Regions from separate parts of the Mus musculus genome. Here region 2 is linked to region 1. A link is a loop called in an ENCODE intact Hi-C map of the cell type or tissue named here. Cell type or tissue: left cerebral cortex. All regions are shown on one strand.

Region 1 (8,000 bases):
AAAAACACAACTATGTTGACATTTTTCTCCTTTTTTTGCAATATCGACAGCTTCCAAAGCTTGAGTCTCAGAAAAGTGACTTCCTTCTTTTATTTATTTCTGGTTTAAACTGCATATTATTTCAACATTGTAGAATTTAAGATGTTTTGCATACAATATATTTTGCATATATGCATATATATGTGTATAGCTCTTAGGCTCCTAGGCTTCAGGAAGACCATGGATTTCAAGTACAGTCCAGAGTCTTGCATTACAAGAAGCACAAACTACATAGAGCCCTCACCCCTTCATTATAGTGTCTTTACTACAGGAAGGTACTTTGCACCCTACAAAAGAAGAAACGTTAACACCAACCCAGCCACGAACTCTTTGATCTACAATGGCATCCTGACGGCAAGATATGCTAGTGCAATGGTGGCGCAAAGCTTGAGAAAGTAACCAACCATGATCTGATTTAAATTGAGGCTCACTCCATGAGATAGAATCCAAACCTAACATTGCCTGGATGACCAAAACTTGAGACTAGATACCCAAGGGATCTAGAGGAAAAACAAATGCTACTGGTCAAAACTGAGGGAAAAAAGAAAAGTAACAATAAAATGACTCTCAATGACATTCTGCGATACTCACAGCTCAGTGCCTTGACAGCCATGGCCAGAAAAAAGCTTTCTGCTACAGCAGATGGGAATAAATACAGAAACCCACAACCAGACCAACTGCAGTGAGTAAGAAGCCTTAGAACACTCAGTCCTAAGTGGGATGTTTCCATACAATCACTCTGACTAGAGGTCAGGGAACCCTGAAGCAGAGAAGGGAGAAAATGTGTAAGAGCTAGAGTGGATAAAGGACACCAAGGAAGCAAGGCCCTCATGATCATCAAGATGGGTGCACCAGGATGGATGAACTCATGGAGTCTGAGGCAATATGCATAGGGCCTGTACACATCTGTCCTGTATGGGACCCAAGAGCTTAAAGGAAAAATGAACACAAGCTCTACCCCTAGCCCAGAAGCTGTCTCCACATGAACTTTCATGAATATGAAAGTTAGTTTTCTCCAAACGAGTCTCACTGGAGAAACAAACCACTCGTAAGGGTAGGCTCTGTGCAGCAGTAAATGCCAACAGAACATGAACTTAACAGCATCTTTAGAGGTTCTTTGCCCCATATGCCATGTCAGGGCTTTTCTTTTTCTTATTTTTCAATTTTTATTTTATTTATATATTTTTATCTCTTTTTACCTTACAGGTCTTTTGAATATGTGTTGTGGCATACAGTTTAATGTTTTTATGGGATTCCAAGTATGCAAATGAGTGGGTCTCTGCATCTAGATCTATTTCTGGTATCTTCTCTTAGTCTCTTTTCCTGCTATTTGTTTGTTTTGTCCTGTACCAATGTGTTAGTTTTGTTTTAGCTTTTATTTTATTTTATTTTATTTTACTTTATTTCATTATTATCCCTTAAAGTCTATTGTTTTTCTAATGAGGAAAAGAAAGCAGATGGATTCTAATTGGAGGAGAGGGGAGGAGAAACTGGGAGTAAAAAAGAGAAAAATGTAATCAATATATTATGTGAGGGTAAAACTATTTTCATAACAGGAAAAAGAAAAAAGAAACAGCACAAACCTGACCAGAAAGAAGAAATGACACCAGACAGAACTCCATTGTCATGGCCACACCTCAGACAACATTGAAGTGGAAACATAAGAGTTCTTTGGAAAGTAAATTGTGTTGGATGGTGTTTTGCTGGGACAAACATATAAAGGAGTGTTTTCCTGAAGTGAACACAGTGGAAAGACTAAGGCTGACTGGTGAAAGAACTTTTCACTGAAGGAGATACAGCTGAGAGGATGTTCTGCTAAAGCAAGGACACATGATGAAGGATTCTTTGAGAACAACACACATGTATTGGTCTGTCTTACTTTGCATAATCGTGCTCCATTTGTTGGAACTCTAAGGACTTGGGCTGATTGGATACACGTGCTGAGGCAAGGCCCATGCTGAGGCAAGGCACATGGAAGGCATGAGTTTTGGAGGGTATGCATAGGACTTGATGGTCAGTGATATAGGCTGAGCTTGGCTTGCTTATAGAGCTAGCTCTGCAGTGCTTGTGGATCTTGCTGATCTTTCCTTCCTTGAGAGAGGCACAGCAGAGAACTTCTCTTGGTGTTCCTCTGGGTCCCTCCTGCTGACTCATGCAGAGGCTAAGGTCTAGCTGTCTCTGCTAGGTAGTGCCACTTCATGCTTGCCACCTTGACTCTACTGAACTGGACTGCTGGTGCATCCATGAAGTGTTTGCGAGTGGATCTAACTGCTACTGCTAAACTGTGAACTGAACTTCCAATTTCCAAACAGCATAGACAGGAGTTGCTCCAGGGAACCTTTCTAAACAGGTCCACTTCCCCCATATCCTGTCTTTCCTACTACCTCTGGTAGGTCATGGGATAAAAAGGAGGTTAAAGTGTTTAAGAATCATCATTCAAAATAGGATTTGAAAACACTAAAGTTACAAAGCATCTGAGAAAGTAAGTAGAACTAATCTCTTCTCTCTTAAACTGGGTGTTCCTACTTCAAATAATCTAATCTAGATAAACCCTCATGGGAGTACCAGAGACTTGTCCCCTGGGTGATTCTAGATTCTTCCTTGTTTACAGTATTAACCACCACATATAGAAAGCAAAATTAGATTTTTGGCTTCAGAGTGAATCCCTATCTCAAAAAAGGAAAAAGAAAGAAAGAAAGAAATCAAGATGAGTGAATATGTTTTCTCTGGGGTAAGGATATGGAACACCTGGGTCGTAGAGCAAAGTATTAATTCTATAAAAAGTTGTCCAAATGTTTTTTTTTAAAGACACAAAAAGACAATTTTTAAAAAGAATGCTTTCAGAGTCAGAACTCAAAAAATAAGCAGAGAAGACAGAAGCAACTTCAGTGAAGCAGGGGGGCCTTTAAGGATACACTTGCATTTTGTTAAATCATTAAGGGCACAGTTATTCCTCCCAGCTTTTCATCAGGTTTTCAGATATACCATATTTCCTGAAATCACACATTTTTGAGGGGTGTTTTCTTGTACACATGGTTGACAGGTCCATGTGGATTAACTCATGGGAGGGGACCATAGCATGTCTTTGAACTCATGCAAACTTTCAGGTATTAAGAATGGCATGACTCCACAGAGGAACAGAAATAGAATTCAAATCCCATTCTTGTGACCATATATCACATAACACATATGGAGAAGATTTAAAGAAAATTTTAAAATGATAATAAGTGTATAAAGTACCTATGCTTTATCAGGAGAAAATAGCCTTTCCATCCTGGGCCTCAGCAAGCCCCAGCTACTCCACTTCCCCACTTTCACATAGTATTTTAAATCTAAATGGGGGAGGAAGTGATAATGATGCTTCCTCCCTCCTTCACATGATATTTCAAATTCAAAGGAGTGAACTTGTGATATTTTCCCATCCTTGAAGTTAGTGAGCTAACAGGGAAATGGGAAATAGAATCCAAAGTTGATTTGAGGGGAAGAGTTCATCCCCGGTGACCTCCAAACCTGCTAAAGCCTGATTAAGCACCAAACAAACTGTTCTATAATTTCAATGGTACCTCTATATGCAAGGCTCCTGCGTTCATGAATTTAGTTCAAGGACTTTAATTAGGTTCTTCCATAGTTGCCAGTATTTTTTTTTCTGGATATTTCTAAAAGTCTATCTTACAGTCATCCCAGAACCTGGATAAAAAAATGAACATAACTTTCCCCCATAAAGCAGATCTCTCAATAGACACTCTCTTTATTATTGGACTATAATCAGTGTAAGTTGTCATACTTATTGTCCCAGGAAAATTGTTACTAGCTCCTTTAGCATCTTAATTAAGTATTTAGAATAAGAATTTTAAAGTCTTATTCCTCAACACAAATCTGGCTTTTCTATTTACCAACAGTATCATCTTGGGAAATTTGTTTTACCTTTCTTTGCTTTTCTAATTTTTGAAGTTAAAAATGGGGAAAATAACCAAAATCCAAAGGAAATTTTAATGACTAAGTGAGACATTGTTTGGCACAAAGTACATTTATCGCTACTATTATTATTAGAGAGTATATATTTTAATTACTTTACTTGCAGGATTTTTATTCAGTACGTAAAATTGAATGATTATGGTGACATACATCTGTAATCTCAGCCCCTAGTAGGTAGAGGCAGGATGATAAGAAAGTCAAACCACTTGCTACAATATAGCAAATTTCAGATCAGCCTATACTACATGATACTCTGATTCTAATAAATAATTTTTAAATAATACAAATAAAACTTCCTCTATTCTCTCTAGTTTTAATAGTGCTTGAAGATGCTATGTAAGTTACTGTGCTAGAAAAGACTACATTCTGTGTCCTGAATACTAACTCTAACCTGACAGACATGACTTACCCACTGGTGCAATGGCATGACTCTTACAGAAGTGTCCAACTGCTCGGGCCTAAAATCTCCTGAGTAATGGACCACTGGCCAGGTTTATAGTACCAATTGTGACATCCCTTCTTTGGAGTAGGCCTCTAATCTCATTAGAAAGCAGTTGGACTCTTATATTGTTAAATGATCATGTTGTTCAACTGCCTTCTAAATAGATAAATTAGTGTTACTTGGAACTTTGGTTAGGAAGCTTTTTTTTTTTTTTTTTTTTTTGCAGTTGGCAGCAGTTAATGAAGTGTTCAGAATAAATGACTTAGAGTTCTCAGCCATTAACAGGACAGCTATGTCAATCACCCACCCAAAGGATTGGGGGACATAACAGAAGACTGGGCAGAAACAATGTAAGAGCCAAGGGATGGGCAGAACTTGTGTGAAAGGCTGTTTTCTGGATATAAAAAGGCTGATACTCTCAAGAACTCACAAGTACCTGTCGTTATCTTCAGAAGACTTGTATAAGACCAAGCCAGTCAATATTCTAGCATGCATGGAGTGTAGAGGCTTGTGTTCTCATGCTAATTATATTACCCAAAAATCTGTTTACAGTGTCCCACAGAACTAAAGGAAGCCTATCCCTACTTAGTTTTGACTTGTCAATAAAGTTTTCTGTGGCCAATGGCTGGACAGAAGCTGGACTTTTAGGATTCATAGGAAGGGACCAAGGGAAGAAGGAAGAGGAGTTTCCACCATGATGAGGTGGTAGGAGATGGACCATGCTGAAAAAGTACAGGAGGGAAAGAGAGCCAACATGTAGGTTCAGGAGGAAATCAGCCCCAAGAAAGCTGCCCCCGGGGTCCAGTGCAGCAAAGATGCAATATAGATTTAATAAGTATTCGCTCAGGAATATCGGAGGAGAATGTGTGTTACCCATGGGGAGTTAAGGAGTGGCCCAGCCATTGAGGTATTTAAGGTATTAAAACTATAAGGCTGTGTATGTATGTCTTTCTTTCAAGGAATCTAAAACATTGGGGCAGTAGCAACAAGCATGCACATACCAACCAGGAAGTATAGAGCAGATTAATATACTACCACAACAATGGAGAGTCACAGATCCCATCCCTCATTGAGAAACTACTGGCAGCTGATGGCTGTCAGTGGAAGTAGAGTTATTTTTCTTTGGGGATCTAGCCACTGGCAGGTTGCCCATGCTCCAGTGGAGGACACTACATGCATGCCAGCACAGACGAAAAAAAGGCTTTATTCATTATCAGAAAACAGCCTGCTAGATAATAAATACTACTTTGGCTCCTGGTACTAGCTTTAGGTAGTTATCTATTAATGGTCTTCTGGGTTATTCAAGATGTTGTATCTCCTCCGGGACCAGAGATACAACTCAAGTTTCATCTTTGGTCCAGTTATATTGAGTTTCAGGAATTTATTTTTGTATTTCATATCCTCTGTTACTCATATGTGGTCATAATTTTTGCAGTCTACTTTTAATAAGCATTCAACCTTTCCTCTTTCCTCTTTCCCACCACCCACGTGAAAGAGAAAAGTTATTAGGATATGGAGGAAGTATACCTGTTCAGCAATAGTTCTTTGTGGGTGAGCGCAGTCCTCTTTGGCAGCAGTTCAGTGCCTATCATACACCAAATATGACTCAGCAGATGCAGACCAGTCAGTCCTCTAGGCAGGCAGACAACACACACAGACCAGCAGCTTCAGTTCAGTCCTCTCAGCAGGCAGATATCAGACCCAAACCAGTAGCTGTAGTTCAATGCTGAAGAAACCGCAAAGCTAGCCAACTGGCCCAAATGAGCTGCCACAGGAATTTCATAAGCAGCTCTTTGGTGAGTTTCTCTCAACTCTGATACCACAAGTGGAGCTCAACAATGCTATGTAAGTTGAACCAATGCATGTGTGTCATTAGTGAAGAATAGTGAGGTGGAGCAAACTAAACCAATGTCCCATGCTCATCTCCCACTGTCTGTGGGATCATATTTATACTCCTTCATCAAACATCCTTCCACGTGTTTGGTATATCCAAAAATCCTTTCACCTGTGACTGCCCCAGGAAAACATCCTGTGTCTGTCCCAGCAAAACATTCTTTCACCTGTATGCCCCAGGCAGCCATCACTTGACATACCTGACTTGTCAAACAAACCAGAAGTTTCCACTTCACTCATAGTTGTACATGGATACATGTAAATATGCCTTACTGAGGTGTTATTGAACTTCAAGTAAATGGAGCCAATTTCTGTAACCAGCACAGCAATTTTAATAAATTATGTATCCGTGCAATCAATATGTGCTATTTCATTTTCCTAAAATGTTCTGTACTATAATGAGTAGCCCCTCCCTCCGTTGTGTGACATTATTTCATGAGACACATAAACAAATGTTTACTTGTTCCTGATAAGGAACCAATGGCAGAACAAAGTAAGGATACTACTAAATCCAACTTGGTGAGCCAATGAGTTAATTGGAGTTACTTCAAGGAGCATGGATAAGGAATGACAGAACCAGAAATGGCTCATATATAGTTGCATCACAAAGACCCTTCTGCAGTACAGGTGACACCTCATGAAAAATGGGAATTTGGGGTTCACAGCACAATTCTCAGCCATCTTAACAGATGAAATGTGAAAGAATCTCTCTTCCATGCAGCACAGTTGGTGTGAGTCTCTTCCAAGCAGCTCAGCTGGTCTCTGTTTCTTCCTGGTGGCCTGGTCTATCTCAGTCTCTTCTAGGCAGCTTAGCCTCTCTGATAGTGTCTCTCCAAGATGCTCACTGCTTATAGACATGTGAGGAGAGAGAGTTCTAGGAAAGCAGGTCAATTTTAGGGACTTCCTGAAATAACTCATTTTTTAACTTGTGGAACTTAAAGAGCTCCCCTACAGGATAGAGTGTCTCACCTCCCTTAGAACACCATGTGTCTTAAGGAGCTTCCCTCCAAAGTGGAAAGTTTTCATAGAAGAGGAAGTTGCTAAACCACACCCCAAACTTCAGTTCTAAGCAACTACAGACTTACTAGGTTTTTTTGCCTATATTTAAAGTTATAAAATGCATAGCCACTTAAACATGATGTTCCTTTCCCTCAGGATAAAGTTCTGGGCTTTGTTCACCACTTAGGAAAACTTTGGATTGCTTCCAATTGAAAGCTAAGATAATAAAGATGCTAAAAATGTACCTATGCAAGTTTTTACATTTTACAGCCATAAATGGGCATCTCATCCCTAATCAGTACTTGGCATTGTCAGTATCTTTAACTTATCAAATTGCATTGGATGTCTAAAGGCAAGGTGATTTATCTACATTTCCCTTATCATTTATAATATTAATAATATCATTCACACTCATATCCTTAACCTGATTACACATTGTTTGTTGAGTGACTCACTACCAAGAGAATTTGAACCATGTGCAAATTAAGGCTTCTGCCTTTCCTGGCTGTAGAGCTGCTTACCACATTTCCCAGCGATAGTTCATTGGTGTCCCACCACCTCTTCCTGTGACCACAGCCAGGAGATAAGCATCACTTCTCTCTCCTGACACTTGAAGATGGATGAAAATGGGGGATAGGAGCCTCTTCCTCAA
Region 2 (8,000 bases), 230 kb after region 1:
TTTTTCGAGACATGGTCTCACTGTATATAGCACAGGCTAACCTTGAACTCATAGCAAGTCTCTCAATTTTAAGTGTGAGGCACATTGTCCAGCTATTTAATTCATTTTTAATTATCCCTAGAAACATAAAATTGTACATATTTATGGGAAATCATGTAATTTTTCAACACATGCAGACATAGTATGTTTAAATCAGTATAAACATTGATCTTGAACACTCAACATTTGTGATTTAAAACAAAAATATTTTGTAACAATATTTTCCATTCCAAAACAACTACAGTTCCCTGAAACCCTTATTTTGTAGGAGCAGAACTTTGCTGTCTAGAGCTGGCTTCTGAGAATCTTTTTCTTTTAATATTTACTTATTTGTTTATTTATTCATTTCATGTAAATGTGTGTGTGTGTGAATATATGTGTGTCCACCGAGGCCAGGAGAGGGTATCAGACATATCCCCTGGAACTAGAGTCATGGATTGTTGTGAATCAGTGTCTGGGTTCTGAGAATCAAACCTCAGTGCTCTGGAAGAGCAGCCAGTTCTCTTAACCATGGAGTCACTTCTCCAGGGCCCCTGAAATGCTTTTTTATTGGTTTCCAAATCAGCACTGAGAGGCCAAAGAAAGCACAAGGCAGGTGCCCTATTACCTATAGCCTGGCCAGGTTAAAAGCAAATGGCACCATTCACACACATCCTCCCTGACAACTGTGAACAGATGGAACCCATACTGAACCCTATTCTTTAATGAGATGTTATTTTAAGATGGGGTCTTAGAGGCAGTTCATCCCTGAGGGTGATTCCCTTGTGGTGAGATCAGAGACCTTGGCCTGGTGGCCCATGCTTGTAGTCCCAACACTAGGAAGCAGAAGCAGTACGATCATTCTCAAGTTTTAGGCCAACCTGGGCTGCATAGTGAATTTCAAGCCAGTGTGCGTTTTATGAGACGTTGTCTAAAAAGCAAATAGAGCTGGCTTCCATCTATCTCCCCTCACCAGGGGAGGGTACACAGAGAAGACTGCTGTCTGTAGACCAGGGAGACAGCCCTCCCTAGGGATGCTGGACTAGCCAGCGCCTAGATCTTGATCTTTTAACCTCCAGAACTAGGAAACATAAACATTTGTCATTTAAAACAAAACAAAAACAAACAAAAAAAACACAACAACGACAACAACAATCCCCATTTGTCATTTATGCCAACAGTCTCCAGTGTGTCTGTTATAGCCTTGGGAAGACTAGTAGCCAATGTGTTGTTAACATGCGTTTTGTTTTGTTTTGTTTTGTTTTGTTTTGTTTTTATTTCCCTGGTTTTAAATTGTGTGTGTGTATGTGTGTGTGTAAATGAGTGTTTCCCTGTATGTATGCATTTGTACCACATGTGCGCAGTGCCCGAGGAAGGCAGACAACTGAGTTGCATACACTGAAACTGGAGTTACAGATGGTTGGGAACCATCATGTGGGTCCTTGGGATCCAACTGAGGCCCTCTGCAAGATCAGCACATGCTCTTAACCACTGAGCTATCCCTCGATCCCCACTTGCCTGGTTTTTTAAAGTAAATCTTTTTTTTATTTTAAAAAAAATTTTAGAAAACTTTTGAGACTTTCATACATGCATGTGATACATTTCCATCAAATCCATCTTTTCCTTGATGCCTCTCCTCACCGACACTCCCCCTACCTCCTGCCTCCCGAGTGTCTTCTGGTTTTTTTAGTAGAGCATTGATTGCAATTTGTGCTCCTCATATAGTCTTGGGTGTAGGACCACACCCTGGTCCATAGTTGGCCTACCAGAGACCACAGCACTTAGCAAAATGTACTGTCTCTCAGCCAGAAGCCATCAACTATCAATAGCTTCTCAGCCAAGAGAACTTTGTCGGTCGTTAGTCCCACCTGTGCTGGAGGGTTGACTGGCTTGATTTTTGAATGGGTCTTATATAGGTGTCTACAGCAGCTATGAGTTCATGAGTGTAGCAGTCCCATCATGTCCACAAGGCACCATTTCACTCTATTACTTCCTGTAATCTTCCTGCCTCCTCTTTCACCACGGTCCCTGGACTTTAGGAGGACAGGGTGGAGTTAGAGATCTCATCTGTGACTGACCACTCCATTACTCTCTACATTTCAAACAGTTACAGATTTTTGCACTAAGAGGTATTCATTGCACAAACTTCCCTGATAATATTTGAGCTGCACTAGTCAATCTAGTGGCATAGAGATGTACATAGAGAGCGTGGTTTAATACTATGTTCGTTCAACAAAATAATAGAAGTAGTTTTACCCCTGGCTCCCATACAGATTTACAATGCTGGGCACACATTTCTCCTGAAAAGCAGGCCTGAAATCCAGTCAGTTGGTGTTCACACACAGCTGCACTCATGAGCATATTTCGCCATGCTTGTCACTGTTATAATTCACAATTGGGTAAGACTTCTGATGACTTTTGTACTCCAACAGCCTGCTTCAGGTACTAGCTGATAGGAAGAAAATTTCCTGGTCAGTATCAACTTGATTTCTCATTGTCCTGTAGCCATATTGTGTGGTGTCCTCAGTGGCGAGGTCTTACCACATTGCTCGGGTGGCTAAACAAAAACAATAACAATAGCTTGGACTATTTTGAGGGTCTTCAGGACACCCCTGACCAACACTTGAAGGTGGACTGATCTACATATGACACTGTCCTTTTCATTTGGCATCCTGTGAGTTGACATACAGGCTTAATTAAGTGCATGAACCCTGTGGCTTCAGCCATCATGTCTATCTCTTCAAGAAATGCATAGTGATTCTGACCAGCTGAACCTACGGTGGCTGAGGAACAACGAACACAATAAAACTTCGGTAAAGTTAGTAGCCCTTGGCATGGGAAAGCAAGGAGTTTGACCTGGGTGCAAATGTAGAGAACCAGGCCAGAATCGCGTGGTCTTTACACCATTTCCCAAGTTAGAGAGAGCAGGTATCTACACTCCTTCTGAAGCTGCTCCCCGCTCTTCTGGCAGAAATGCTGCGTAGACAGAATGGAGTGCGGAGGAGCACAAGCAGGGGGCAGCTGCAGCAGGAGCAGTCCCGGAGCCAGGGTAGCAGAGGCGCCCACATGTGCATGCACACCCTTCTGGGATCATGATGACGCCCCAGGGAGTTCTAGGCAGCATAATGATTTGTTGCTCCCTAACCACACAGTTGTCAGTGGTGGCGGCAGCGGTGATGTTGTTGTTGTGGTTTAGCGCTTGGCAGCCTCCAGGCGCTGTGCTAGCTGGCTCTCAACAGCGTTTCTCAGCAGCTCTCTGCCAACCCCTGGGCACAGCCTCCCCAGCACCTAAGTCCTAGGCAGGCTGGCCTCCTCCACGCCTTCCTCCTACTCTCCCTCCTCCGGGCCCCAGGCAGTGTGGAGCTAGGGAGAGAGCAGACGAGATGCTGAGGTACTAATTGTATTAATGAAAATGGCAAACACACATCCTTCCCATCTGGCAGCACAAAGGAGAGCCTGTTGGGGATGCAATTACCCTCTACAGGAGAGAGTAAAATATTTGTCAGGTTTAGCAATAAAATTAATATCCCCCAATTACTAGAGCCTTGCTAATGAGATGAATATAAATTGCCTTCCTTAGTTGCAAGAGGAAGAACCTGTCACATGAAATCCAAAGTGTCATGTTTTGTTTTGGTTTTTTTATTTTCTTCCTTTCTTTCTTTTCCCCCTAAACCTAGGCATCTCTGCCACCAAGACAGGCATTTTGCATGCCTGTCTATTCAGAATAGAGAAGCTAGAGATGACATTCTGATGGTTGCTTGAGTCCCCTGTCATCACAAACGGGGGTGTTGGAGTGGGTGTCTTCTGTGCCAGAGGGCCCAAAACTAACCCGGACCCACACGACCAGATAGCTGAGGCTCCTGAGACATGACCCACTAGCCACCCTTCTCGCTCTGTTTTCCAGGTCTCCTGCAGTCAGTGGTATAGTAGCCCACTTTCCAGCAGCAATGCAATTTCCAACCTATTTTTCCTTTGTGAAATTTGTATATAGCAAAAGCTGGGTTTGCTTTGAGCAGAGCATATGCTTCATATTTATTGGAATAAGTTTTCTAGTTCCTTAGCATTCTGTTCACTGATATTCCGTATGTTAAAAATATCTCTGCTTTCCCCCCGATACTCAGTAGTAGGCAGCCACAGTTTTCCTCTATAGTTTTTCTGGGCAGAAACCAGAACATGCTCTCTACAGCCCGAGGGAGTTTGCTATACCTTGGCAGAGCCTGACCTGATTTCCCAGCCATGAAGAGAAATATGATTTTCTTACTTTCCACCTGTTTCACAGATAATGATATCGGGCAGCTTCATTCCTGGAGCCAGAACCTTTATTTCAGAAAGGAAAAGGCAAACACCTTATTTTTCACTGTGGAAGTCTGGAAGTATAATCCCTGTTGCATGAGTGGATGTGTTTGTGCAGAAGGTAAACAAAAAAGAATCTAAACTCTAGTGCTTTTGAGACTCCAGAAGTTGTGGTGATCTCGGTGGGTGCACACTTCTCAGGAGGGGTGGGCTGTGACTCTCTGGAGATGTCACTTGCTGAGTCATGTCATTGGTAGGTTGTCTCTGGAATTTCCCAGAGGTCCAATGCTGAGCCACTTTAGATGCAGGAGCTATCATCTTATCGATGGGACATTGATTTTTACAACTCCAACAACAAGGAAACAATGTACAAGCAGTCCAATGGACCAGTACTGTGCACAGTGATAGAAACTAGGGTTAAAATGGCAGGATCAAAATTCAAATGTACAAGAAGGAGAGACAGAGTTAGGCAAAAATAGAGGTGGAAGGAGTATGGAGTCATAACTAAGAGAAAAGAACAATTTCCTTGGAAAATACTTCAGTAAAATGTGTCCATCTGTGCTGCTGGAGGACACACAGTCACACACAGTCACACATATATACATGCATGCACTTGCACACACACACATGCATATACAGACACATGCACGTATATTCATACACACATGCACGAATGCACTAACATGCATACATGCATACACACACAAGCATGCACACACAAACACACACACATGCACACACACATACACATACACACTCCTACCCTGTCAAAATCTAATTATAACAACCCTTGCAGTCTATGGTCTTGATTGACTGAAGGAGATGTCCAGAGTAGTGTTGCAGCTTGATAGTCTGTCTTCCTAGAGCTAGCCTTAAAGAAAAGAACTCTGAAGCAGTCCAAACATCCACTCACTGTTTTAGATATTTTTTGTTAGTTGACTATCAATAACTTGACGTATCTTTTTACACAAAAACAAGAAATCAAATGTCTATGGTGTGCTTGCTGCGGCCAGGATACATTGATGAAAAACAAGACAGAGAAATGACATTCCCAGATCAACCATCAAAGCTGAGCTCATCAGTTATAAAAGAAAAGCCATTTTGTGTGAGAAAGAATTGTAATCACAGCTCCATCTTGGGATACCTGAAAAATAGCATTCCCTGCCTTGGCAATAGCAGTTGGATCTCCCACCTGGTCTCTGAGCAAACTGCAACCACAAGTACAAAGTGTAGAGAGCAATACTTACTGAGTGCCGATTGTATGTCTGGCTACACTAGGTTTTCATATAGATTGTTGAAACAAACATTACTGCTCCCATTTTTACAGTTGAAGAAGTCAATATTCAGAAGCAAGGGAAGTTTTCTAAGGTCACATAGCTGATAAACTAAAATTTGAGTCAAACTACAGACACTAAAATTCCATGTTCATTCTAATAATCAACTGATTATCTCCACTTGGTGTTTTGGCCAGGAAGGGTGAGGCAGCATAGGAAAACAAGAACTGAAGATACTCTTAGGTGCTGTGGGGATGTCGATGGCGAAGTGAAGCATGCAGATAGCTACAGAGAGATCATACGTAGGCCAGTACAGCTTGGTCTGAAATCAATCTCTGGATACACCAGTTCTCCAGAGGTGTTTGTTTCATCTACCCTACCTACAACCCCTGGAACCTGTAGGAGCAACCATGTACCCAAGTCTCCAGTATTCAGCGGGAACCAAACCCTTTTCTCCCCGGTGTTTTCTAGGTGAGATGCCGTAGGAGTCTTGCAGAAGCAAGCCAGGGTGTGAGTAAGGAAGAGACTGCGTATGTAATAGGGATCCACACCATCTAGGGTACGTGGACTTCTCCGGGAGCCGAGGAGCCAGAATATTTCCCAAGGTTCTCTCTCAAGATCATTTACACTTGGGTCAGTCCTCTTGAGCAAGTCACAGTCACCTTCTTCAGTGTCCTGACAAAGAAGTGATCTTTCTCCCCTTTCTCCAGGAGAGACCCCTCCAGCCTGCCCCACCCCCATTCCCCAAAGCATGCCAAGAATCATCACAGGTAGCCTTGTTTCTACTCCCAGCCAACACCTTTGTCACTTTCATGGTCTACATGGCACCTCTCTGGGTTTGTGCCCACCTCCAGTTTGTCTCTCAATGCCTTTAGCCTTTTTGAAAGTGCACAAGATGACTGAAGTTTTTCCTCCCCGGGGCCCAACAAGGTTATCATGGCTTCTAATTAGCAAGCTGTGCGCAGAGGAGGGATGTCAGCAGCTTCTACTTAAGATGAAATGTCTCAGCCTGGAACCCTGGTTTCCAATTCCTCCTCCGCTACTAATTACTTTTGTGTCCTGGGAAATTCACTTACCTCTCTTGACCTCAGTTTCTTCGTTCACAGCAGGGGGTTAAACCAGATGCCTTAGAGAGTCTTTGCAGTCAGTTTCCTATCCTTATGAACCTAAACTACCTTATATCATCTTTCATTCTTTGGAAATGACTACGCTCCGTGGGTTGATTGCAAGGGACCACATAAGCCATCCAAGGCCCTTCCCATCAACCATCTAGCCACTCACTGAGTTAGCCCTCGTACACCAAGTTCTCTGAGAGATGCAGCTGCAGCCACCCTGCTAGGGAGGGGTGTCACACCAGAGTATTTTTCTCTGACCCCTGTTTTTTGCCCTGCACTTTCTTTCCACACTTGATGCTCTGCCAACCCAGCTTACAGGGGGTTTCTTCTGCACAGCAGGTGTCTGTCCACTAACCAGTCCCTCCCAGAAGTTAGAGGAGGCCATCTGGAAGAGAAGACTCACTCCTTACCCTAGCCACCCTCATCTCAGCCTCAGGACAGTTTTGATCTGCTCCACACGCCCTGAGTGGGCTGGCTCCTGTTGCTAGGAGAACCTGACCATTTACATTTCCTGCTGTTTTTATTTTAGATTAGCAGCCACACTGCTGCAAGAACACAGGGTATTTTAAGAGATACAGAAAAAGAAAGGGTGAGAAGAGAACCTAACGTGAACCCCCCTTCCCAAGGTCTTCCTAAATACACAGACCACAGCAATAGCCACTCCAGATCTCAATCTAGCCAGATTCTCGCCTCCTCTTTTTACCCCTAACAGCACCACAGACCAGTTCTGACACCTTCACCAGCTCTTTCCAGCCACATGGGAACATGATAACAGTTATCTTCCAGGAAAAGCAGAGGTCAAAACACTTAAAACCTATCTAACTCCCACAGCAACACTTTCCTCTTGGTAAAACTTCAACCAAACAGAAACACTTTGAGATCCCAAACACTTGCTGTCCAGACATGCTACAGCTCTTTCCTCTGCCCTGGTTCATTCTCTCCCAGGTCATCTCTCAGATACATGTGTGACTTTTTCTGCAAGCCTTCACAGGAACCCATATTACCTTCGTACACTGCCTTCTGTTCTAAAAATTCCAGCCTCTCATTACCACTACCTTTCCGCGAGATCAAGAATTTAGCCTTCTATCTCTGTGCTTCTAGAAGCTGATGCCTAAGTCATTGTTAATGCTAGCTCTTTTCTTGCTTTTGTAGTGTCTTGCTCATAGTAGGCGTTCTTTAATACCCTTTAAACTTCAATGCAATAGTTTTTATCTTATTATACTTTATTGAGTTATATTTTAATATTATCTCTTAGAAGCCTGTTCTCTTCAAATGAGAGACAGGAAAGGAGTGGATCTGG

What was found. Peaks named below come from ENCODE experiments on the same cell type or tissue, not always from the same donor. Only the 100,000 strongest peaks of a DNase experiment are listed, where the experiment ranks them.
Region 2: a loop joins it to region 1, with 2.5 times the contacts of the local background. A loop is called at or near these places in 1 of 42 quality-filtered maps.

The regions. Positions count from the first base shown.
Region 1 is chr9:37,806,781-37,814,780 of GRCm38, reverse strand. No RefSeq gene overlaps it. Among named protein-coding and RNA genes, the nearest start is that of Olfr876, 6.9 kb to the right of the region's middle. In left cerebral cortex, no CTCF peak of the experiment used is centred here; DNase peaks (open chromatin) are centred at 3,102 and 3,358; H3K27ac peaks cover 2,154 bases.
Region 2 is chr9:37,571,880-37,579,879 of GRCm38, reverse strand. No RefSeq gene overlaps it. Among named protein-coding and RNA genes, the nearest start is that of Gm46107, 20 kb to the right of the region's middle. In left cerebral cortex, a CTCF peak has its summit at 3,243; DNase peaks (open chromatin) are centred at 3,172, 4,054 and 7,256; H3K27ac peaks cover 4,242 bases.